Regions from separate parts of the Mus musculus genome. Here region 2 is linked to region 1. Evidence: chromatin loops called from intact Hi-C (ENCODE). Cell type or tissue: gastrocnemius. All regions are shown on one strand. Each heading gives the region's core, and the rest is flanking DNA. Links, peaks and the distances in the headings are about the cores only. Region 1 holds the start of 1110059G10Rik (RIKEN cDNA 1110059G10 gene). Region 2 holds the start of Tmem42 (transmembrane protein 42).

The links. Peaks named below come from ENCODE experiments on the same cell type or tissue, not always from the same donor. Only the 100,000 strongest peaks of a DNase experiment are listed, where the experiment ranks them.
Region 2: a loop joins it to region 1, with 2.5 times the contacts of the local background. A loop is called at or near these places in 7 of 42 quality-filtered maps.

Annotation. Positions count from the first base shown.
Region 1 is chr9:122,945,343-122,957,501 of GRCm38, forward strand. 1110059G10Rik (RIKEN cDNA 1110059G10 gene) reads right to left here and starts at 5,658. Exons shown (of 3, transcript NM_025419.4): 1 at 5,463-5,658; 2 at 3,583-3,727; 3 at 1-2,766. The coding sequence starts at 5,570. The coding sequence ends at 2,552. It overlaps Kif15 (kinesin family member 15), which reads left to right and starts at 5,739. Exons shown (of 35, transcript NM_010620.1): 1 at 5,739-5,810. The coding sequence starts at 5,792. In gastrocnemius, for the core only: a CTCF peak has its summit at 5,861; DNase peaks (open chromatin) are centred at 5,433 and 5,676; H3K4me3 peaks cover 1,953 bases; H3K27ac peaks cover 1,311 bases.
Region 2 is chr9:123,017,220-123,029,378 of GRCm38, forward strand. Tmem42 (transmembrane protein 42) reads left to right here and starts at 4,107. Exons shown (of 3, transcript NM_025339.4): 1 at 4,107-4,351; 2 at 4,947-5,093; 3 at 5,620-6,272. The coding sequence starts at 4,160. The coding sequence ends at 5,754. It overlaps Kif15 (kinesin family member 15), which reads left to right. Exons shown (of 35, transcript NM_010620.1): 33 at 26-191; 34 at 368-499; 35 at 849-1,514. The coding sequence ends at 908. In gastrocnemius, for the core only: a CTCF peak has its summit at 4,801; DNase peaks (open chromatin) are centred at 3,387, 4,151 and 5,701; H3K4me3 peaks cover 1,958 bases; H3K27ac peaks cover 1,534 bases.

The sequences.
Region 1 (12,159 bases), core at 3,018-8,017:
ATTGGATCCTCTGACCCATCCTTTTTCCTTGGAATGCATGTCTGAATGACCCCAAATTACTCTGAAAAAAAAAGCATTAAGAGTCAAAGCGTTGCAGAAACAAGTGTGTGTTGTCAGTTTCCATCCAGAGGCCTGGAAATGCAACTGAAGGAAGAACACTGAGAATTGGACCTGGAGCTTGAGATCACGATAGCTCTGACATTAACATTTGGGTTAGTGGGGGTGTTAGTGCTATTAGGAATATCTAGCACTGGTGATAGGAGGAAATGCTCTACCATTAAGCCACATTCTACCATAGATACTCTAATGACATGGTCTCCTTATGATGCACTGGCTAACCTAGGACTCACTATGTAAACTGGGCTAGCCTCAAGTAGATCCACCTGCTTGAGCAGTGCTGAAAGTAAAGACCTGCATCACTAGGCCATCTTTCCCGAATGTCTCTTCCTGCCAGATGTTTTTATAGATTACTCTGCTTCAACCCCACTACAGTCCTATGGAAACTGGCGCTATTTGGGAAAGATTGTAAATGAGTAAAATGCTTGGGGTTTTTGAGTTGGCTCTGACAAGTGAGAAAATATATGAAAAATGAACATCTAAGCTTGGTAAAATCCTTGAGAATCTCAAAAGACAGTCACAGGGACGATAAAAGTGGCTGGGTTGAAGCAGGAATGACCTCCATGCTCCCCTCCAGCAGTGCATTTCTCTTTATGGGAAGGCATGTGGGACCATTTCTGGAGCTGGGACATCAGCATACACCCCTCATCCTCTTTGCTCCACTGGAGGAACCAGATGAAGCTGCCTGGCATCCCAGAATGGTGTAGGACATGGTTCTTTAGTCTCAGAGTCATGGTATGGCAGCACTAGCTCTTACTTTCCTGATGATCCAATCCTGTTCCCATGTTGGTGACCTCAAGCTCCATCACTTGGGCTTGAGGAAAGCAGAGAGAGACATAAAAATAAAAATAGCGCTTCAGCTTTTCTGAGGTGAGCTACACCCAGTCCCCTTCCCACACATATAATTTAAAATAAAACACATCTTTTAAAAAATTGCTTTAGAGCTCAGCAGTGGTACTAATCTTAGCACTTGGAGTCAGAGGAAGGCAGGGTGAGTTCCATGACAGCCATGGCTACACAGAGAAACCCTGTCTTGAAAAAAAAAACCAACAAATTTCTTTTAGCCAGGCATGGTGATATATGTCTTTAATTCTAGCACTCAGAGTGCAGAGGTACATGGACCTCTGGGTTCCAGGTTACACAGGTCTACATAGTGAGTTCTAGGACAGTCAGTGATACACAGGGAGATCTTGTCACAGGTTCTAAATAAATTATTGAAAAACAGTGGAACTGTTTGTTACATGAAGAGATTGTTTTATAAGGTAATTATGCTGTTATTAAAATTTTCTGTTTTTCTTGACTAAGAATTAAAATTTCCACAGAAAATGTGTTTTCAAAACGCTAAATTGGAAAGCAACCACTGGCTCCCTTTTTCTGAATACATTTAAGTGGCAGGAGCTGCAGTTTGTAGGTTTCCTTGTGTGAATGTGGAAGACCCTGTGAATTTGCCGCTATTGCACAGGGGCCATATACACTCTTGAATTATTAAAGTGTTAGTATATGTTCTGCTCAAATAAGCACTTACTTTGTTTTTTGAGACAGCACCTCACTTTGTCACCCTGGCTGGTCTAGAACTCACTCCACAGAGCAGTGGGTCTTGATCTTCCTCCTGTCTTTGTTTTCCATGTGCTGGGGTTACAGGTTACTACACCTGGCTTAGAAAGGTATTTTTAGCCAGGCCATGCCTTCATCAAGTGCAGGGTTTTACTAATGAGAAAGACACAGCAGAGGCTCAGGGAGTAGAACTGTTTGAAAGGATTACAAGGACTAGGAGATATGGCTTTACTGGAGGAAGTGTGCTTTGAGGTTTCAGAAGCTCAGTCAGGCTCTCCCTTTTTCCCTCCAATGGCCCCACTCCTCCCCAGTCCCCACACCCCACTCCACCCTGCTTGTGGATCAGGATATAGCTCTGAGGTATATCCTTCTCCAGCATCAGGCCAGTCTTGATGCCATGTTTCCTGCCCTGATGGCAGTAGACCAAGCTGAAACTGTGAGCAAGCCCCTAATTAAATGCCTTCTTTTATAAGAGCTGTCATGTCATCTCTTCTCAGCAACAGAACAGTGACTAAGACAGATCTATTTATGAAATCCTCTGGAAGCCTTTAATGTTAGATTTTGAAATAAACAACATCAGAAAATTCTACAAATGTAATTCTAAGAAAGAAGGACAAAGAAGAAATATAACAATCTCAGTTTTGTTTAAAAATGCAATATACATATATACATACCCATAGGAGGGAGACAATAAAAAGCATTAGCAGTAGTGAATGTCTGGCATTCCAAACAAAGGGGCAGGAATGGGTAGGTTTACTTTATGAAATCGCTCCCTGTATTTCTGAGTTCTTCTGCAATGAACATGTAGTACAGTGTCACTTGAAGATGGAGCAAAAGCAGTATTTTTAAAAACAGGAAACCAAGTCCACAATATTCATATTTACTCATTTTCATCTTCACTGTCAAAAGAAAGGAGACTGCTATTTTTTATTTGTTTTTGTGAGTTCTTTCTAACTGAACTTTGCTTATTTACATCATCTTCATTGGTTTTCTTCTTTTTGGAGCTTGCTGTTAAACCTGAACACTTTTCATCTGAGGAACGCTTAACTGGTTTTCGATAAACTATTCTTCCATCAGCTGGAGGTGGTTCTTCATCTGTGATGAAAAAGATAAATTGAAGCATTTTTTTTCTCTTTATTTTGCTGTTAACAAAGAGTCTAATGACAAGAAAATCTTATTCTGTACTTAACGATGTCTTTGAATCAATTTGGTCTGGTCTTCTCTATTGCTTTTAGTTATAACCCCCCCCCCCCCAGCACATGCAGTCACTCAATAAAAACTCACTAAAGTTTTCCATAATATTTAGTCCCCATCTGATTACAGTGAAGATGAAGAGGCCTGCACTTAGACCTCATGTATGCTCTACTATTGAGCTGTATTTCCAGCTCATAAGGTTGTATTTTTGAATTGTTTGGAACCACAGTATTTTTCCATAAAACAATGCAATAGGAATAATACAAGTATTATACAAAGCCGGGTGTGGTGGCGCACGGCTTTAATCCCAGCACTCAGCAGGCAGAGACAGGCAGATTTCTAAGTTCGAGGCCAGCCTGGTTTACAAAGTGAGTTCCAGGACAGCCAGGGCTACACAGAGAAACCCTGTCTCGAACCCCCCCCCCCCCAAAAAAAAAAAACCTCCAAAAACCAAGTACTATACATAACACAGTATACTTCAGGCACTAATTACACAGATATCTATTGACTGGTTGGCCTATTTTAGCAATAGGATACTTTATACAGTACACTAAGGTCAGTCTACTTATTTTCTATTTCACTGAAGTGATACTTGAGGCACAGAGTGAAATCACTTGCTCAAGGTTACACATCTGGTACAAAAGCTAATGCTTGAACCAAAGGCTTTCTTCAAACCATTCTATTCAATTAAAAAAATCAGATTATTTTAGGATATACCTGTTTTGGCAGCCTTTATTTCTGCTTTAATTTTCATGACCTCTTCAGCTGTTAGGTCTCCCTTTTTTAAAACCACTACTTGAGGCTGTTCATCTTCTTTGTCACTGTGATTGCCATCTTCATCTGGGAGCTGAGGCTGGATTTTCTACAGAAAATGTTTGATAATCTTTAACCAAACACTGCCATTGTGAGCAACTGTAATTTTTAAAGTGAAGTGGGCTGGGCAGTGGTTGTGTATACCTTTAATCCTAGCACTCAGGAGGCAGAGGCAGACCGATCTCTGTGAGTTTGAGGCCAGCCTGGTCTACACAGTGATTTCCAGGCCAGCCAAGACTACAAAGAGAAACCCTGTCTTGATAACAAAACAAACAAACAAGCAAAACTAGAACAAAAGCAAAATGGATAATGATCCTTGAAATGAATAGAAGATAAAATTTTAATTAAAAATAAACTCCAAAGAGTTTATTTTTACTATACCAGAAAACAGAAACTGGGAAACTTCTCCAGTGGGATTAATTTCTATCTAGACTATTGAAGGCAGTGCCACATCATCTTGCTTCCTCTTTTCTAATCAATATTTTTCATCCCTGTCTTGTCTGGATTTGATAAAACAACAACAACAAAAACCAACAAAACACCAACAACCTGACTTTACCATCCAAGCCACAAAAGTACAGAAAATAACAGGAAAATTATATTTTCCCCTACCTCTGCTCATTTGATATACTAACAGCTTCAGTTTTGTAGATATCTTTGTTTGTTTTTCAAGACAGGGTTTCCTCTGTTTAGCCTTCATTGCCCTGCAACTCCATTTGTAGATCAGGCTGGTCTGGAAGTCAGAGATCTGCCTGCTTCTTCATTCTGAGTTCTAGGATTCAAAGACATGTGCCACCACTGCCCAGCAGATACTATTAGCTGCTATTCAAGGACACACAAATAGTTATATAAAAGGTTTTGTACATAAACAATACTGTACATAATTGTTTAACTTTTGAAATTTATCAAACAGAAACCTAGTACTCACTGTACAAATGTAACAATTATATTTTGTCAGCTAAGTCAAAACATTTCTACTTTTTAACTAAGAAAGGTTTTGCATACTTTGAGATAAATACAGAATTATCTCATTTTTCAAGCAACTGTCTAATATTTAATTTTGGGCAGTCATCTTATGGGGAATACCCTGCATGACTTGGCCTTTGCCCACTACTATATTTTATCCCATGTAACTTTCACAGCTTCTAAGAGTCTAGACAACTAAGTTTGAGTACTCAACTGTCCATTATGTCTGTCTTTTTTTCTCAAACTGTGTCTAGGATGCTCCAGGCCATCTCTTACATAGCTAGCCCTCAAAACTAAAGAATCCCTAGATGCGCTTTTGAACACAACTGCATGTCCTCTTGTTTGACCTGTGCATAGCTTCTCGGCAGCAAGAACGCATTGTGTTTTCAATGTTACCTTCATTAGACAACCCCCTTTGAGAAGTACTGTTTCATTTCCCTATCTTGAGACACACAGCTTGGTAAACAGCAGGGGTTCTACTAGTCCTGGCTGATTCCTTCAAAGACTCCTGATTCGAGTCGTTTAATCAAGTGGCTTCGGTCTCCTTATCTGAAAAAGGGGACGACGCTGTCAATCACCTTGCTCAGGTAAAGTGAGATCCGCAAGTAAGAAAGGACAGAAAAGCTGTCTAGACTAGCTACTAGGGCTAGGTCGTTTTCAAGAATAGCACCCTGCAAGTAAGAATTCCTGGACCCGAGAGGCCAGACCTGGGGTCCGGCTGGTCGCGAGTGAGGGACCTGTCAGTTACGTCGGCACCGAGGAGCCGGAAGTGGGGTGGAGATAGAGGGTCTGACTCGGGGCGACTCCCGCGGCCTCACCTTGGTCTCTACGGTGGGCCCCTCCTTGTAGCCGACTCTCTCTTTGAAGCGGGACAGGAAGGCGGGCTCTGCGGGCCGCACATAGGACACTTGGTTCCGCTTGCTCATGGTAGTTCTGGTTCTGACCAACAATAAATAGCACTCGGCAGACTTGGCAGGGTACAAAGTGTCTGTCGCCCGCGCGGACTTCTGACGTAGACCGTGTTAGTGACGCCATCCGACCACGCCCAGGAGGCGTGGTCCGTTGGGGCGCCAAATTCAAATCTGCGGCCATCTTGAAGGGAGGATTCTGGTGGTCCTGGCGTAAGCGAATCTCGGACGGGGTCGCCATGGCCCCCGGCTGCAAATGTAAGTTGCGAGCCTGCCTGGTGAACTCATCGCCGCTGGCAGATGCCGGTGCTACGGGGCGTCACCTCTTAGGGCGCCCCGCGAGGGCGACGACGGCACACGCAGTGGGAACCCGAGTTCCTCACGGAGCGCGGGCGTCCCGCCTCGGCCACCCTACACCCGAGCGCTCTTCTCTGTGCATGGGACCCTGCTGTTTCCTTGCTGGCTTCTGGTGTCCTGAGGGCGGCCCTTGCGCTGCACTTGATGCTTGATTACCTATTTCTGCCTTTTTTGAAGGGAAGGGATTTGTGTTCCCTTCGGTGGCCTACCCTCAGAGGAGGGAACTTTAAAGCGAATTGCAACGGTCCCTTTACAACAGTTCCCATTCTTCATGCAAGACTTCATGAGTTCCTGAAACCAGAACTGTATCTTAGTACAGAACCCTATAGATAATGTGCTCTGTAAACTAAGTGTACTAAGATTAGCTAATACTAAAATACCTCAATTATAGTAATAGACAGTAATAGTTATTTGAAAGTAGTCTTTGCCTCAATTATAGTAATAGACAGTAATAGTTATTTGAAAGTAGTCTTTGACATAGTGTCTTATTATACCGGTCTTTTATCCTATGAGATTCTACGGTGTCTACTTGCTGAGAGAAATTCTGTAGACAGTATGACAGAGTTAGTATCCAAAAGTCACTTGAACACAAGCATTGTGATATAGCCACTTGATCTAATAACAAATGGCTGAGACTGTTAGGAGAGTAGTGTTTATAGTACCTGGCTAAAAAGAGTTGTGTAGCATGAGGCTTTATATTGAGACCTTGTTTAAAAAAAAAAAAAAAAAAAGGCTTAGAAATTGTTTCATTCTGAATTTTCTATTTAGTTGTTTTAGATTGTGATTGATGGCTGAGGAAAAAAACATAGAAAAAAGAAGTGCAGATTATGAGTAGACTAATATATATATTAATCTGTTTTCATCACAAAGAGATTGATTTAATCCCCCACTTCCAACGTATATGAGTGCCACCTCTTATATTGCCTATTATCTTTCTTAAATTATTTTTAATTATTGGTGTGTATGTGAGTGCACATGCATGTGTATATGTGTGCACAGCTGCGAGTGTAGTTTGTGTGTAGGTTGCTTGTGTGGGTGAAGATGGCCGTGGAGTGGTTGGATACTCTAGAGCTAGCATTATGAGTGGTTGTGAGCTTCTGAATATGGGTGCTGGCATGTGTGGTTTTTTTTTTTTTCCTTTGTTTTTCGGCTGATTATAAGATTTGAGAATAAAATGAGATACTTGAGAAAATTGTGAAATTATACATTTGAAATTTACAATAGTGTTCATGTTTGTAGCTCTTTGTCAATTGTTATTGTTTCCTGATGAATTGTTTTAGTAACCCTTTAAGTCTATTACACTGATATTTGAACAGCTCTGTGTGATCTTTTCCTCTATTTAAAGTAGCCTGTCTCCTCTACCTCTTCAGCAGTAAGAGAATTTAAGCGTACAAACTAGTACATGATAGAGCTTAAATTCTTTTTAAAATCTAGGCTCGTCTTAAGGTTTCTGTGAAGCCAGACAGGGCCTGGAGCTTCTGATCCTCAGGATTTCACCTCCCAAGTGCTAGGACAGCGATAGCCTTGTAGTCAGTCAGTAACTCCTTCGGCCTCAGCCAGTCTTCTGATTTCTACCCTCACCGATTAGTTTTACCTATTCTTGAAGCTCATGAGCATGGTACATATATTCTTTTTCTTGTTGTAGTAACTGTCCTGACACTTTGTGCCTGTGGGCACATGATAGGCAGCAGCAGCTATCACTGCTGTTTAGTGTTGTACTAGGTAAGCATGTTACAACTTGTTCTCCTTTTGATTGCCCTTTAGTTCACTCTTTTTTTTTTTTGAACTTGGGTTTCTAAGTTGAATTATCATGAGTAAAACACCTATGAATAGTGTTTAACATGTTTCTAGGCAGACACAAAAATGACCTCAAAGTTGAAAAAGATGTACAGTGAATGTATACAGAGGATTTCCTTGTAAAGCCACAACTTTATGATAGCCTCATAATAAGACTTTATACTTTAACCTTGGGTCAACAGATAGTATAGTGAGGTGGCTGATGGTAGGAAATAAGAATTCCAGAATGCCTGTGTTCAAGTCCTAGCATTTCTCAATACATCTTTTCAGGTTTCAGGAATTATACCAGAGCTGCCTACTTCTCTGAAGTTTGTTTGCTTGTTTGTTTGTTTTTTAAGACAAAATCTCTGCATAGTTTCCGACATCCTGGTACTTGGTTTATAAACCAGACTGACCTCTAACTCTGAGATCCTCCTTCCTCTGCCTCTGAGGTGGTCAGTTTCAAGCCATGCACCAGAGGCCTCTTCCCTGAAACTCTTCACTGTTGGGGTGGAGGGTTAAACGTTTTCTTTCGTGACTCTTTGTAACTCAACACAAACATGTACACACATGCCTATTTGTTGGGGTAACATGTTTTGTATACTGTGAAGGCATGTCCTGTCTCTCCTTTCCTGCCTAGCTCTAGGACATCATCAGCTCTTTATTAAAGCCAACCAGTGAACGCCTTAGGTTAAGTGAGGAAGGGCAGAGACATACCTTTCACAGCATACAAAACATTATCCCAGCTTCTCCCCCTTTAACATCTGATCACTTAAGGAGGTCTCTGCAGATCCAGAGTGGGTTCTCTTCCTGCACTTCTCCAGTTTTCGTCCCACGGAATCTAGCTGCATTTACTTTTCCAAACTCTGAACCATTTCTCCTCAGCTCAGCCAGATAAGCAAGCTCTCTGTGGACTCTCCACCTTTACTGTGCCTTGTGATCCAGAGTCACTTTACTTTGTTGTCTGTTGTCCAGTGTTGAGGACTTGTTGCATATTTTTGGTCCAGTTTCCTAGTTACTTAAGTAAATCCAGTTTTTGCTACTCCATCATGGCTGACTGATGATTGATTGAAATCAATTTGAAATTGAAATAAAATAGAAACCAAATTGAAATTGATTGAACTCCTTCTGTTCATAAGGACAAGCAACAAGATGATCTGAGATTTCAGCTGTCATAACACGAACTGATATATATATATATATATATATATATATATATATACACACACACACACACACACACATACTGTCTCTTTGTCACCAACATTTGAGAGGACTGTGAAAGGTGCTGTAGGGCTGTGGGGCGGGGTGGTTTGGTAGGCTTGTTTGTTTTCTACTTCACAGGTGTTGGGTTAAGGTATAGGTGGAAGTATAATCTCCAGAAATCAAGTTCTGTGATAACATTTTGCTTTTAATTTTTGTGTGAACAGAACAGAATCCTTATTGTCCTAGTCTCGATCATCAGAGATTTTTGTGTGCTTACTATGAATCAGGTACTTTAGGTATGCTTTATAAAGCAGAAGAATAATGCTTATTATGATAGCCAAGAAAGGGCACTGAGAGAGATACTGTGCATGAGGCGGGGTAGCAGAGAGGCTGGCAGTTTGTGTCTGTGGGCTCCACATCTGCTCATCAGTACACAGGAAATATTCAGGACAAAATACATCCATCTGTATAGAATATGTACAGAATTGTTTTCTAGTCATTCTCTAAATAATACAACTGAGTACTTCGTAACATTTATACCATATTAGGTATTATAAGTAATCTGAAATTTTTTTTTTTTTTTTTTTTTTTTTTGGTTTTTCAAGACAGGGTTTCTCTGTGTAGTCCTGGCTGTCCTGGAACTCACTTTGTAGACCAGACTGGCCTCGAACTCAGAAATCTGAACTCAGAAATCTGCCTGTCTCTGCCTGCTGAGTGCTGGGATTAAAGGTGTGTGCCACCACTGCCCAGCTTTGGAGATCTTTTAACATATACAAGAGGATGTTTATGGAATGACAACCATTTTAAACATCCACAGAATTGTTAGGTATCTGGAGTCATGAAGTAAATCTGTTGCTAACAAAGGATTATATATGCTATTACATAGTGTGGTTGGGGAATGCCTTATTTAGAAGATAATATTTGAGGGCTGGAAAGATGGCTTTATTTGATTAAAACACTTACCACCTAGCCTGATTACCTGAGTTCCATGCCCAGGACCCACATAGTAGAAGAAAAGAATGGACTCCTGTCACTTGTCCTCTGACCCTCTCTACACACACAAAATAAATAAATCGGTAGATAAATAGATAAAGATTAGAGAAAGATTTAATAGATTAAATGTTTAAAAATTGTGTTTTGCCTTCATAGTGTATGTTTATCTCTGTGTTGGAATGACTTGCTCACCTGTCTGACTGGATTTCAGTCTCCTCAGTAGATGCTTCTTTGTTTGCTCTTTGCCTTCGGAAGCTTTTGTAGAGGTGTTATCCCCTGTGCCTGGTTGATCAGTTTCCAGGCTGTGGTCATACTGTCCATCTCTAACCTATTTATTTTGCCCCTCTTTTGCCTGCTAGGTTAACATGACATTTGATGGGGCTAGGGCAGTAAAGAAGGAGGGAGACTTGTAATAACCCACATAAAAAATAATTGTTTATTCTCTGGTGGTGGCAGTGGATTTTGAACCTAGAATCAAGTGTTTACTGAAAGGTTTTATTAAGAGTGAGGAAGAATGGAGTTGTGGTGGGACCAGCCCTGGTGGGTCTTTTTTCTTGTTTGGTTCTTGAGACATTGGAAGGGGAAGAGCATCGGCAGGGGTAAGACTTGGTCTTGCAAGATATTTAAGGTTGCTGTATAACAATGAAACATTTTCCTATCTTAAATCTAAGTCAGTCATTTAGCTGTGGTAGCTATCCTGCCAGTCTGAGTTCCTCTGACAAGAGAATCAGTTTAGCACCTCATCCTAAAACAGCAGGAGATTAAGTAAAGTAGTCTTTGATCTATCTCTGAAGGAATTTTGAGGTTCTAACTTTCAGCCTGCTAATTGAAGTCCCAGGAAGAAAAAGGGACAGTTTGAAAAGTGATTTTGGAGAGAGCTCAGCGGTTAAGAGCACTGACTGCTCTTCCAGAGGTCCTGAGTTCAGTTCCCAGCAACCACATGTGGTTCACAACTACCTGTAATAGGATCTGATGCCCTCTTCTGGTGTATCTAAAGGCAGCTACAGTGTGTGTGTGTGTGTGTGTGTGTGTGTGTGTGTGAAAAGAAAAGAAAAAGTGATTTTAGCAATTATTTCTAAGTTGTAAAAAATTTCCTATGGCCGGGCATGGTGGTACACGCTTTAATACCAGTACTTGGGAGGCAGAGGCAGGCTAATTTCTGAGTTCAAGGCCAGCCTGGTCTACAGAGTGAGTTCTAGGACAGCCAGGGCTACACAGAGAAACCCTGTCTCGAAAAAACAAAACAAAAAGCAATTCCTATGCAAGCTCTCTAAGAAAAGGGGGAAAGGGCTTATAACAAAAAGGAGGATGTGGGTCTAAGAAAAAAGGGCATAAGCAGAATCTAAGAAAAGCAGGTTGAGGAAAATGCAAGAAGGGAGGGATAGGGAGAGTGTGAGCTTTCTTTTCTTTGTCCTCAGTACTTATACATCTATCAGAATACATGATCACATGGTTAAACATCACAAGTTTACACATAAATTCATATCATAAATCAAATAAATTTACAACAGAGACTGCTTATATGTATATCCATTAGGAGTAATTATCTGGCTAAACATTCATCACCTGTCACAAGCTTTGCAGGTTCATGGAGAGTTTAAAAATCCTAATTTATGTGACCAAGGTATTAGTGAACTTTGTATAGATAAACCCAGTCAATATTTTATATGGTAAATTGTTAGTTCCTTTCTAATGACCTTTGGTTAATGGTTTTACAACCTCTTGGAGTGTTCTAAGTTGCAGAATGCCTGCTTACTATCTCAGAAGCAAATATCTCATGGCACTAAAGACTGGTAGAGTTGTCATTGCAGTTTTGACATTAGAAAGGACTTAATAACTGTTATTAAAAGAGTTTAATAATGCTATAAATTTAGGAATTCTTACAGGATCATCATTAAGTATTAAGAAATCTATTTTTCTACCTAGCATCACTCACTACAAGACAGTACATCTTCGTTCTGCAGAGATCTGCTCAAATGGATGGGCTGATATGTAGTGATTGCTGTATATGTGTAATAATAACAGGAAAGGCATATTAATAGCAGGAATCTTTCCTAAAATGAATTTCTCCTCGGCTTTGCCTACCAGAACAAAATCCATCATGGATTACAATCCAAAGCAGACCATCTCAGGAAGATCATCTGCTAGTTTCTAGCTTCTCTTATGACGGCTCCTGACAGTTGTTTTTAGTACTAGAGCAACAGCTCTGACAGATCTAATGGGCTAATGTTGCCTACCAGTCTCTAGAGTGCCAACAGAATAGACATGTCATAGT
Region 2 (12,159 bases), core at 2,456-7,455, 71 kb after region 1:
TACCATAACCTGATGCTTATTCCAGTCTAGAAGAAGTCCAGAGTGCACTTCACAGCAAGGAGAAGGCCTGCCACAGAATGAGTGAGGAAATTGAGCGAACCAGAACTTTGGAGTCTAGAGCATTTCAGGAAAAGGAGCAACTGCGGTCAAAGTTGGAAGAAATGTATGAAGAAAGAGAGAGAACTTTCCTGGTGTGTTGGGTTTTCCATGCTATGTAGAAATACTTAAGTAGAATAAGCAAAAACCAAATCTCTGGTTCAGTTTCTCTAGTGTGCAGAGATATATGGCCACAGAAGCTTGACCACCTCTTGATTGGAGCTCTTGAAAAGAGATACATAATGTGATCTTCCCATCCTTGGATTGACAGGAAATGGAAATGCTGAAAAAGCAACTAGAATTTCTTGCTGAGGAAAATGGAAAATTGGTAGGTCATCAAAACCTACATCAGAAGATTCAATATGTAGTACGACTGAAGAAGGAAAATATCAGGCTTACTGAGGTAAAACTGAAACTATTCTCAATAAATGGTGGTTTTAAAGAGATTTTAGTAAAGAAAATTGTCACTGCTATTTCACTTTGGGTTTTTTGAGACAGGGTCATACTCTGAAATCCAGTCTGAAACAGAACTCTCACAGCAGTCCTCTTGTCTCAGCCTTCGCAGTGGGTGGGATAATAAGTGTGTGTGAGCCACCCAATAATACTGGTAATTCAGGTTAAATTCTCATAGATGCCAGATATTTAATATTAACTTATAAATTAAACATTGTAGCTTTAATTTGAATATATCCTTAATGAGTTAAGAAAACAGCTCCTATAATAATTAATTTCCTTTTTTATTTTAATTACAGGAGACAGAAAAATTGCGTGCTGAAAATCTATTTTTGAAAGAAAAAAAGAAGGAATTCTAAGGATCCCAGCTATCTTCATACACATCACTTTGTTTAGATTGATTCTTTAAAAGTGGGATTGTATTTGCTCACATGGTAGAACTAAACTAAAAGACCTTAACTATGAATCATGGTGCGCACTAATCCCGAGTGTTCCGATGGATAGTGTGCATGCAAACTCAGCAGCCTGTTAAGTAACAATGCATTCCAAGTCATGTGTACATTCTGGAAGACCCTTAAAAGTCTGTAGCTGAGGTCTCTGGTGAATTCTAGTCAGGTCCTTTTCTTCTTTTTTTATTTACTTTATTTTATTTTTTTTTTTTTTGGTTTTTTGAGACAGGGTTTCTCTGTATAGCTCTGGCTGTCTTGGAACTAACTAACTCTGTAGTCCAGCCTGGCCTCGAACTCAGAAATCTGCCTGCCTCTGCCTCCCGAGTGCTGGGATTAAAGGTGTGCGCCACCACGGCCAGTGGGTCCTTTTCTTCTTAGATTCGCCTTTGATAAACTCGCTGTGAATCCGATGGCTGTTTTGTATTGAACTTGTTCATATATATTGGTTTGTTTTGTAACTGTTATGGCCATTTTCTACATGTCCAGTTTTTCAAATAAAATCTTTTTTAAAAACAATGTGTATAAATACTATGCCTTTGTGTATGTACATGTACCACATGTGTGCCTAGCACCCTTTGAGGTCAGAAGAGGGTGTCAGATCTCCTAGAATTAGTTATTAGTGGTTGTGAGCCACCATTCCAGTACTGAGAACCAAACCCAGGCCCTCTGCAAGAACAAGTGTTTTTAATCTCTTAGCTAACTCTCCAGCCCTAGTTTTGAGGGCTATCTTAGTCGGGGTTTCTATTCCTGCACAAACATCATGACCAAGACGCAAGATGGGGAGGAAAGGGTTTATTCAGCTTACACTTCCATAGTGCTGTTCATCACCAAAGGAAGTCAGGACTGGAACTCAAGCAGGAGCTGATGCAGAAGCCATGGACGGATGTTCTTTACTGGCTTGCTTCCCCTGGCTTGTTCAGCCTGCTTTCTTATAGAACCCAAGACTACCAGCCCAGGGATGGCACCACCCACAAGGGGCCTTTCCCCCTTGATCACTAATTGAGAAAATGCCTTACAGTTGGATCTCATGGAGGCATTTCCTCAACTGAAGTTCCTTTCTCTGTGATAACTCCAGCTGTGTCAAGTTGACACAAAACCAGCCAGTACAAGGGCCATAGTAACCAAAGCTATAGGAGAAGCAGGGTCTCATGTAATCCAGGTTTGCTTTTAAACTCCCTTAAGTTCCTGATCCCCCTGCCTCTGCCTCCAAAGTCCTAGGATTTTAGTTACACACCGTCACACCCAGGCCAATCAGGTTCTGACATGGATACACAAATAATACCCTAAATCAACCCCCTAACTTTCCTTGGTTTAAATCACTAATTTTGGAAGTCATATAGCTAGACAATACACTGTTGCCCACTTTTTCTCTACAGAGCATGCATAAGATGTGTGAATTAGTTGTCTTACTTACTTACCTTACTCTGCCAGAACATGAAGGTCATTTCTGTTAATTACCTTTATAATCCGTGGGATAAAGTCTTTGACAGATGCAGCTTAGATTTGTTTTAGCTTCTCCTATCAGTTGTTGCCACACACTATCTCCATTATTAAGTGGAATAGTACAGTGAGTACCCTTGAGTCTCAACTTCCTTATCTGCAAATTGGAGTGGTTTATACCACATAGGACTAATTGGGATAATCTATTCTTTTTATTTAAAATTTAATTTTATGTATTAATGTGTATCTGTGTTCAGGTGTATATATATGTACATGAGGATAGGTGCCTTTGGAGGCCAGAAAATAGTGGAACCCCTGGAGGTATGAGGTTGGGAGGCACTTGTGGGAAGGTTGCAAGCTGCCTAACTGCTAAGCAATCTCTCCAAACCCCAGTAATCCATCCTTTTATTTCATCCACAAAACCACCCGCATGAGAAGCAAGGTAGCATGTAAGAATGTCCATGAAAAAGCTCTTTAACAGGGAATAAAGTGTTTCTTCCAAGCCCCATACATTAAATATTATTTGTATTTTATATATCAACAAAACAAGTTTTGCTGTGTAGCCCTGGCTATGTAGAGCTATTTAGAGCAGGCTGTTCTCGGACTCACAGAGATCCACTTGCCTCTGCTTCCTCATGTGTACCAACCACCACACTTAGCTCACGTTATACACTTCTACAGCTCTCCTTTAAGGAAATGTATCCCTAACATATATCCATACACACTGCCATTGACTGAATTCAGGATTTTTCATGTATTATGGAAGCACTGAGCTATAACCCCAACTCTCCTTTATTACAAAAACAAAAACTTTTTGAGAGTCTCAAAAAGTCCTTGGCTTGCTTAGTACCTCTCTGTTGGTCAGGCTGGCCTCAAACTCAGTAATTCTACCTCAGCTTCAGAAGTGCTAGGATTACGGGTGTGTGCCACCATGCCTGGCTGCCAGCCCTCTCAAGTGAGACAATGTCTCCCTAAGTTGCTCAGGATGACCATTAACTGCCTCAGCATCCTAAGCATCTGGAATTACCGACAGTAGATGACATTTTACGGTTTGTTTGGGTTTTTTTTTTTTTTGGTTGTTTTTTCAATTTTTTTGTCGTTCTCAATTACTTTACACGAACTTAGAAGTGACTGTGCTTCTGATGGTCCAGGCAGAACAAACGTTTTCCCAAACAACGTTCTGTCTCAAGCGGCCGGTCTCCAGATCCATCATCTCCTGCGTCCACGAGGGAGCAGAGGTGCTTTGAAGGTGCAGCTTGGCTTCAGGATTAGCATGTTAGGTGCGCATCCATGTAAAGTGGCAGACCTCCCCGTCTTCTCAGAAGCAGGTTCCCCTTGACTGCAGGGCTCTTTCAGAAACAAGGTTACTTCCGCCGCAGGTTCTCCTCGGAGATAAACTCCCCTCCTCCCCAAGTTCACGTCAGCAGATTCCTCTCTCACAGTAGGTACCTCTCGGTAGCACGCTTCCTTCAGTGGCGCACGGTCCTCGCTACCGGATTCCCATCCCCCAGGTTCGCCGGAGCCGCAGGCTCTCCTTAGTCGCGGGTTTGCACACGCTGCAGGGTATGGGCTCCAGATTCCTTTCATTTGTAGGCTCGGCTCGGCTCGGCTCCGGACTCCACTGCAGCAGATTCGCCTCACTCGCCTGGCTCCGCCCTAGCCGGGCTCACGGCGGGTGGCGGCGTGCGTGGCAGTCGGCCGTGGCGGGCGCAGCGGGCCTCATGGCGGCCGGTCCGCAGTCCTCGGGTGCCGCCGTGTCTGCGGCCGCTTACCCTGACTCACCCGTGGAGTTACCCGCTCGCCTACAGAAAGGCGCGATGCGGCGCCGCTTCTGGGGCGTGTTCAACTGTCTGTGCGCCGGGGCGTTCGGGGCTCTGGCCGCCGCCGCCGCCAAGCTGGCCTTCGGGAGCCAGGTGCAGCCCGGGGCGCCACGCGGGGGCGGGGCGGGGGGAGGGCGGGGCGGGGGGAGGGCGGGGCGGGGGGAGGGCGGGGCGGGGGAGGGCGGGGCGGGGCGGGGAGGAGGGCGGCTTAACCTGGGTTCCCGCCTGCGCCCATGTTGGACCACCTGGTTTTAGGCACTGCCTCCTGGGGGAGGACCTCGAAGCCCACCTCTCAGTTTAAGTCCCCTTGCCATAGCTTTTTTAGCACGTGACACCTAAGGTGAGATAACCGGTTGCCCATCTCTTCCTGTCCTTGGCAAGAGTTCGGACTGAGCGCCTGCGGAGCTTCTGCATCAGAGAATTCGATCCTGACCTGAACAGGGGACTGCTTGATATAGATTTCTGGCGACTTACAGTCCTTTTGTAAAGTCATATCTTTCCAGAAGGCTACTCAGCTACAAGAAATTTGAGGTCTTCGTGGAAGATAACCCTGCCCCCTGTCTGCAGGCAAATTCCTCTGCCTATCAGTCAGGGTCCGCATATGCTTTGTATGAGACGTGTAAACATCTCCCAGTCTTTCAAGGTTATGCCCATGGTGGTTGTAGCTCAGTGACACTTTCTCCTGCAGGTCAATATTGGCTTATGTGTCTTAGGCATCGTTGCCATGGCAAGCGCCAATTCTCTGATGTGGACCTTCTTTAGCCGGGGCCTCAGTTTCTCTATGTCTTCAGCCATTGCATCTGTCACAGTGACTTTCTCGAACATACTTTGCTCGGTGAGTAGCCTGGTGACCTTGTTCTTAGGGTTCTTGGTGAGTTAGTTGTCCTTGGGAAACCCCTGATTTTCCAGGCTCTAGAAAGGACAGGGAGTAAAACAAAAGTTGGGCTGTCTCCAGGCAAGGAACAGTTAAACATGGAAAACTTAGGAGTGAAACCTATGTCACTCTGGGATAACACCAGCTATCTCAATCAAGAACTCTAACATTAGCTATGGGGTCTAGGGGGTCTGGTCAAGGGAACCCAGTCTTGAATTGGAAGACAGCTTAACTTGGGTTTATGATTACTGGGTACTAGCTATGTCCGTACTGGCCCTACCTGCTAGCCTGCTGAGCCTCAGTGCTCAGCTGGGGTGGTAACCTCTTACGTCCACAGAGGAGACAGAAATACGTGGATTGATCATGAAGGTGGTTGCTGGATGCAAAGCACCAGACTTTGGCCTCTAGCCCCTCAGGAAGAAATCAGCCAAGGAATGGTGGAGCCTACCAGGGTAGGCCAGGTCCCTTACAGCTGTCTCTTCCACAGGCCATCTTAGGCTACCTGCTGTATGGAGAGTGCCAGGAGATCTTATGGTGGGGAGGGGTGTTCCTCATCCTCTGTGGGCTCACCCTGATCCACAGGAAGTTTCCACCCACCTGGAAGGAGAGCAAGGAGCAGTGAGGCCAGTCGGTGGATAGACCAGACCCACTGTAAAGAGAACCATGATACCCAGCCAAGGGTTGACAAGTTGGGCTGCTTCCAGGGCGGCCTGGGAGTGCAGCCCTTAAGTGTCAGCCACATGGAGATGGTGGACCAGCCACTGGCCTCTGACCTCCTCACAGCCTGGAAAGTTAAAGCATTAGCTCCTGTAAGGGGAAGCTAACCACCACAGTATGAGGCCCAAGTCCTTCAGTGTTGGTATAGTGCCTTGATTCTTGTGCACCAGGGAATATTGGAAGACTCTGTGATCATGGGTTACACAGCAACATGGCAGGTACCTGAAAAAAACAAAAAACATGTGATTAGAATCCTGCCCTTCATGTACCCCAGCACTGGCAGTTGGCTTTCTGAAAAAACAAACAAACAAACAACAAAAAAAAAACAACTTGATGTGTCATGCCTCAGGTGGTCCGTGATGCCTATGAATCCACAGCAAAAGAAGGGAACGTGGGCTAATAAACACTTGTAAGCTAAAGCTACTGGATATGGAATTTGAGGGTTTTTTTCCAACGTGGAGGTAAGGGCCTGCACCCAGGTAGGTGAGTTCTCAGAATTGGGGTAGTGGGGTAGTGAGTACAAATGGAGATTTTCTCCATATTCATCTGGACAGGTGACAGGAAGAGCTTGCCGACACAGATCCACTGCTTCTGCTAACTGCGACCAAACCTCTCACACTCCTACAGTAGTTCCTCTCTTCATATCTCCTCTGTCCCTACATACTTGAATCCCCGCCAAACAGCTAGCATGGGAAGGTTTGCAGGTCCGTAAGGTCCGGTTCCGCTGTGTGCTTCTGTGCTGTGTGCTTCTGTGTTTGCCCTCCCCTCTGCCCCGCACTCTCTTACTTGCCCCGCTCCTGGCAACAGTCTCTGCTCCTAGGTCTAAACTCCTTTAAACTCTCAAGGGGTTCAGGACAAAAACAAACAAACAAAAAACCAAAACCATCCTGACCACTCCATGAGGAAGATGTTTTAGGTGAAACCAAGTCTCGGGGGCCAGTGGAGTGACTTGTCCAACACTCAGCTAACAAGTGCTAGAGCGATAGTCAGCCCTGCCTTCTTTCTCTAAGCCTCATTCCTTTTTCTTTTTTCTTTTTTTTTTTTTGGTTTTTCAAGACAGGGTTTCTCTGTGTAGCCCTGGCTGTCCTGGAACTCACTTTGTAGATCAGGCTGGCCTCAAACTCAGAAATCTGCCTGCCTCTGCCTCCCAAGTGCTAGGGCGACTTTCAGCCCTGCCTTCTTTCTCTAAGCCTCATTCTTTTTCTCTTTTTTTTTTTAAGATGTATTTACTTATTATATGTAAGTACACTGTAGCTGTCTTCAGACACAGCACAAGAGAGCATCAGGTTTCATTATGGATGGTTGTGAGTCATCATGTGGTTGCTGGGATTTCAACTCATGACCTTCAGAAGAGCAGTCGGAGCTCTTAATCACTGAGCCATCTCTCCAGCCCTAAGCCTCCTTCTTAATCCTCATCACTGATCACTGCCTCACTCTCACAGCAGCAAATCAAGGCCAGAGACACTAAAGAAACTGTCCCACATTGTACCAAGTCTCAAAACCCTCTTGTCACTAGCCACTTCCTTGTCTGTGAGGGCGCCATGTTCCATGTGATGGTCTATGTTAATCCCTTCATTCTACCTCTGAGGAAGAAGAAATCCATCCAAGGCCCCACAAGGTGGGTTCCCATGTGGGCCAGGCACTAATCAAGACCAAGCGTGAGAAACTGGAGAGATGGCTCAGCAGTTAAGAACACTTGCTGTTTTTGCAAAGGACCTGCGCCTTTCAATATCTCACACCCACATGGTGGCTCACAACCATCTGTAACTGTAGTTCTATCACCTCTGATGCCCTCTTCTGACCTGTCTTAGCACTAGGCACATACATGCCACTCAGTCATATGTGCAGACAGTTATACACATAAAATGAATTAAAACAAAAAACAAAAAGAACAAGCATTGAAGGTTGCTGAGAGCCACCAGTAGGGTCTGTCTGGGCAAACCATCATGCAGGTCAGAAGTCCATCTTGACCCAGGCACTGTCCTTGGGGGCCTCTGCCTTCACCGGGACCTGTGAAGTGCATAGAGGTGCTCGGTATTAACTCCACAGAGACAGAAAACCACAGGATCAAAACATTTGTCTACAGAGGATGAATCGTTTTCTGGAAAGCAGCGAGGTATGCCTCTGCATTAACCCTAGAAGACTGGGAGAGTCCCTGCCTTTGTTTCAGAGAGTGGTTCTTTTGCAAAAAGAATAAGCTACAAGACAATATTTGGCTTTCTGCTGTGCATTTCAGATTTTTACTTGAGTTTTGCTGGGTTTGTTTCAGAGCTGGAGACTGAATATCAGGTTCTATAGCCTGTGGCTGTGATCAGGTGGTTACCATTTTCGGTTCTTGTTTTTAATTAATTATTTATTTATTTATTTATTTATATTTAAAGGGTGTAACCCAGGGTTTCTTTTTAGTATATCCACAAGATTTTCAGCTATTATCATTAATTACAGAACATTTCTCACTACTCAAAGAATATCATACACATCAGCTGCAACTCTCTGTCCCTGAGGCCATCTCTGTCCCACCCCACTCCAGTCCCTGAGGCCACAAATGCTTCTGTTTTAAGAATTTGCTTAGTCTAGATATTTTATATCATTTTTTCACTTAAAATCCTGTTTCTAAGGCTTGTTTTTTATGTACCACATTTTAATACTTCATTCCTCTCTGTGGCTCAGTCCCATCCTATCTTGCAGGTAGACCATTTTGTCTGTGAATTGAAATCATGTGTTGAAACAGGGTTTTTCCTCGCTTTGGGGCTATTTAATATGGGTGTAAATATTAGTATTCAAGATGTTTTGTGGAACACGATTTCAACTCTGTTGAGTATATAACTAGAAATGGAATTACTAGGACACAAATTAACCCATTTTAACTTGGTCTCTTTGTTTTCTTATTTCTGAGACAGAGTTTCTGTATGTTGTCCTTGCTAGCTTAGAACTTGCTATATAGACCTGAGTGACCCCAAACAACTCACAGTGATCTGCATGCACCCACATCCCGAGTGCTAGGATTCCTGTTTAACTCTTTGAGGAACAACTATACTGTGCTATAGCAGCTGCACCATGTAATGGTCTAGCCATCCACACTCGAGGGTCCCAGTCACTCGTTTGTCCACACTATTGTGAGCCATCTTTCTCAGTTTGTGTGTCAACTGTACATTAATTATGGCATTTTCATACATATGAAATACTTTGATCATGATAAGGCCCCACCTTTGTTCATCTTTTTATTATTACAGCCATTGTTTTAGTGTCTCGTCCAGTTGAAAAAATACTCTGGTAAAGTCAACTTGAGAAAGAGCTGATTCTGGCTCATAATTCAAGGACACAGGCTGTCCACCACTCAGGAGTGGGAGCAGTTGGCTAGGTTACACCCACAGCCAGAGAGAGTGGTGAATGCCTGCTGCTGCTCTGCTCCCTTTCCTGAGGACCCCAGCCGAAAAGTTGAGCCAGCACAGTGGTCCCAGTACCTCCCTGCTGACCCAGGCTGTGGGGTTAACACTATCATGGCCATCCTAGTAGTGTCTTCAGTCACTTGTGTATCTTCTGTGGGGAAATGTCTTGGATATTTTTTTAATTGGGTGGGGACTCTTGGTTTTGTTTTTATGATGGTCTCAATAATGTAGCTCAGCCAAATTTCCTGCCTTAGCCTTCTAAGGGCTGTAATGATAGGAATGAGCAATGCCCTATTTTCCTAGATGCTGACTTAGAAGAAAAGCTGGCAGCTTAGAAGGCTAGACAGCCCTGAAGTGGGATAAGATTAATAGAGTGGAGCAGAACTGAGATCTGAAACCCAAAGAATGCTGTGGTTTCTGCATGAGGGGAGTGGCTCAGCACTCCTGTCCAGCGAATCCCACACCTAACTCTAACCCTAAACCTAACCCTAACCCTAACCCCCCCCCAACCCTAACCCTTTCACTGCAGAGCTATTTGTGACCTCTACTCACAAACTGTCATATTACCACCACCCGGTCCACACTTAAGACCCATCCTGTACTGACTAGTTTATGCCAACTTGACACAAGCTAGAGTCAGCAGAGAGGATGAAGCCTCAACTAAGTGTGTATCTATAAGAACAGGCTGTAAATCCTGGCAGTGATGGCATAAACCGTTAATCCCAGCACTCAGGAAGAAGAGGAAGGTGGATCTCTATGAGTTAAAGGACAGCCTAGTCTACATAATGAATTCCAGGACTGCCAGAGCTACAGCAATAATAACCCTAACTGAAGACAAAGCCTGGATGCAAAAGGGAGCGAGGCCCATCTGGACCTAGACCCCTGCCTCAGTACCTTCTAGGGGCCTCTCTTCTATTGAAAGCCTGGTCTCTGCCTTTAACCCTCCCTAGAGAGTAAGGGAGGGTGACCTCTGTAGACCCACTTCTCTTTTACCAGCCCACCCCTGCCACTCCCACACACTGTATTTAAGCAGCCGAAAGCTTTGAGAGAGAGAGAGAGAGAGAGTGTCTGTCTGTCTGTCTGTCTATCCTGGTCTCACTGAAGGAGCACTAGAATCTCAGCTTTACATGGATGTGTTCTGGACGTTGAAGCTGGGTGCTCCCACCTGCCCAAGAAGTGTTTTACCCACCAAGCGATGTTCTCAGCCCCAGTTTTGACCATTTAAAACTCGGTTACTTACGATTTTTTTTAAAGTGATAATTGTCAGATTCTTCTAAGTACGGCTAGACGTTCCTTAGAGACGGCACCAAATGCACAAGCAAATGATATGCAAATGCTTTCTCCCATTTGGGGAGTTGTCTTTTACTTCCTTGAAATATTAATGTGCCTTTTGGAGCAATGAGTTAGTTGCTCTTTAAATTTTATTTTATGTGTATGGGTGTTTTGCATTGTCTGCATGTCTGTGCACCACCTGGCACCTGAGGAGGCCAGAAGAGAACATCAGATCCCCTGGAGTTAGAGATCATTGTAAGGTATACGGGTGCTAGGAGTCAAGCCTGGGTCCTCTGGAAGAGCAGCCTGTGTTTTTAACTGCTGAGCCATCTCTCCAGCCCTGCACATAAGTTTTTAATTTTTGATGAAGTCAAAATGAATTTTTTCTTTTGTGTGTGCATATGGTGCCATATCAAAGAATACAGCTAAATAAGAATGTGACAGCATTCAGATAATACAGATCCTTGAAGTGAAATTGCTTTTTAACTCTAGATAGTTGACCCAACTAACATTTTAAAGGGTTAATTTGTATTTAGAACATTTGATAGAAGGCAAGAGCAGAAGCAGAAAGACCCATTAAAGAATCTGCAGCCGGGCTGGGGAGACGGCTCAGTCGTTAAAGGCTGGGCTCACAACCAAAAAGATAAGAACCTGCAGCCATCTAGGTAGGAGGGAAAGAGGTGTTGGTAATCAGACCCTAGGGTTCCCTAAGGTGGTTCATGCCTTTAATCCCAGCACTCGGGAATCTGAGTTAGGCAGATCTCTGTGAGTTCAAGGCCAGCCTGTTCTGCAGATGGAGTTCCAGGACATCCAGGGCTACACAAAGTAACCTTGTCTCAAAAAAAAATATTTATGTGTATGACTGTTTTGCCTTCTGTGTGTGTGTATGTACCATGTGATGTGTGTGTGCCATAAAATGTGTGTGCCTTGTGCTTGCAGAGGCCAAAAGAGTACGTAAGATCCCCTGTAACTGAATTTACAGGCACTTACGAAGCCACCATATGGGTGCTAGGAACCAAATCCTGGGTCCTCTTGCAAAAGCAGTAAATGCTTTTAGCTGCTGAGCCATCTCTCCTGCCCCCCTCCCCCCCATCTCTGGAAGAGGAGCCAGTACTCTTCACCACTGAGCCATCTTTCCAGCCTGGAAACATTTTGTTTGGAAACAGTGTCTGGCTATATAATATAGGCTGGCTTTGAACTTGTAGTCTTCCTGTCTTATTTGCTTGAGTGTTGGAATTATAGGCAAGCATCTACATGCTTGAGTAAACTGAATTCTGTAATGTGTTGTGTTCTTTTGTTTTGTTTTTCCATGCTGCAGATCAAACCTAGTCTTATTCATTCTAGGAAAGAACACAAGAGTTGAGATATATCCTATTTGGGAACATAATCTGGCAAAGCAAATCTGAGTCAGAAATTTCAGTCTAGAAAAATTTCACACACATGCCCAAAGAGATATGTAAAAATGTTTATCGTTACTGTTAATAATTTTAAATTTTTGAGATGATACTATCAATTGGAGAAGAATAAGGTGAGTCAGGCTGGACACTAAATAGCTGTTAAAACAAGGAATGGGGTTTGTGGATGAATAAATCTCAAAACTATAATGTAGGCCTCCATGTGAAATGCACTTGCTTCACGAATATGAGGAC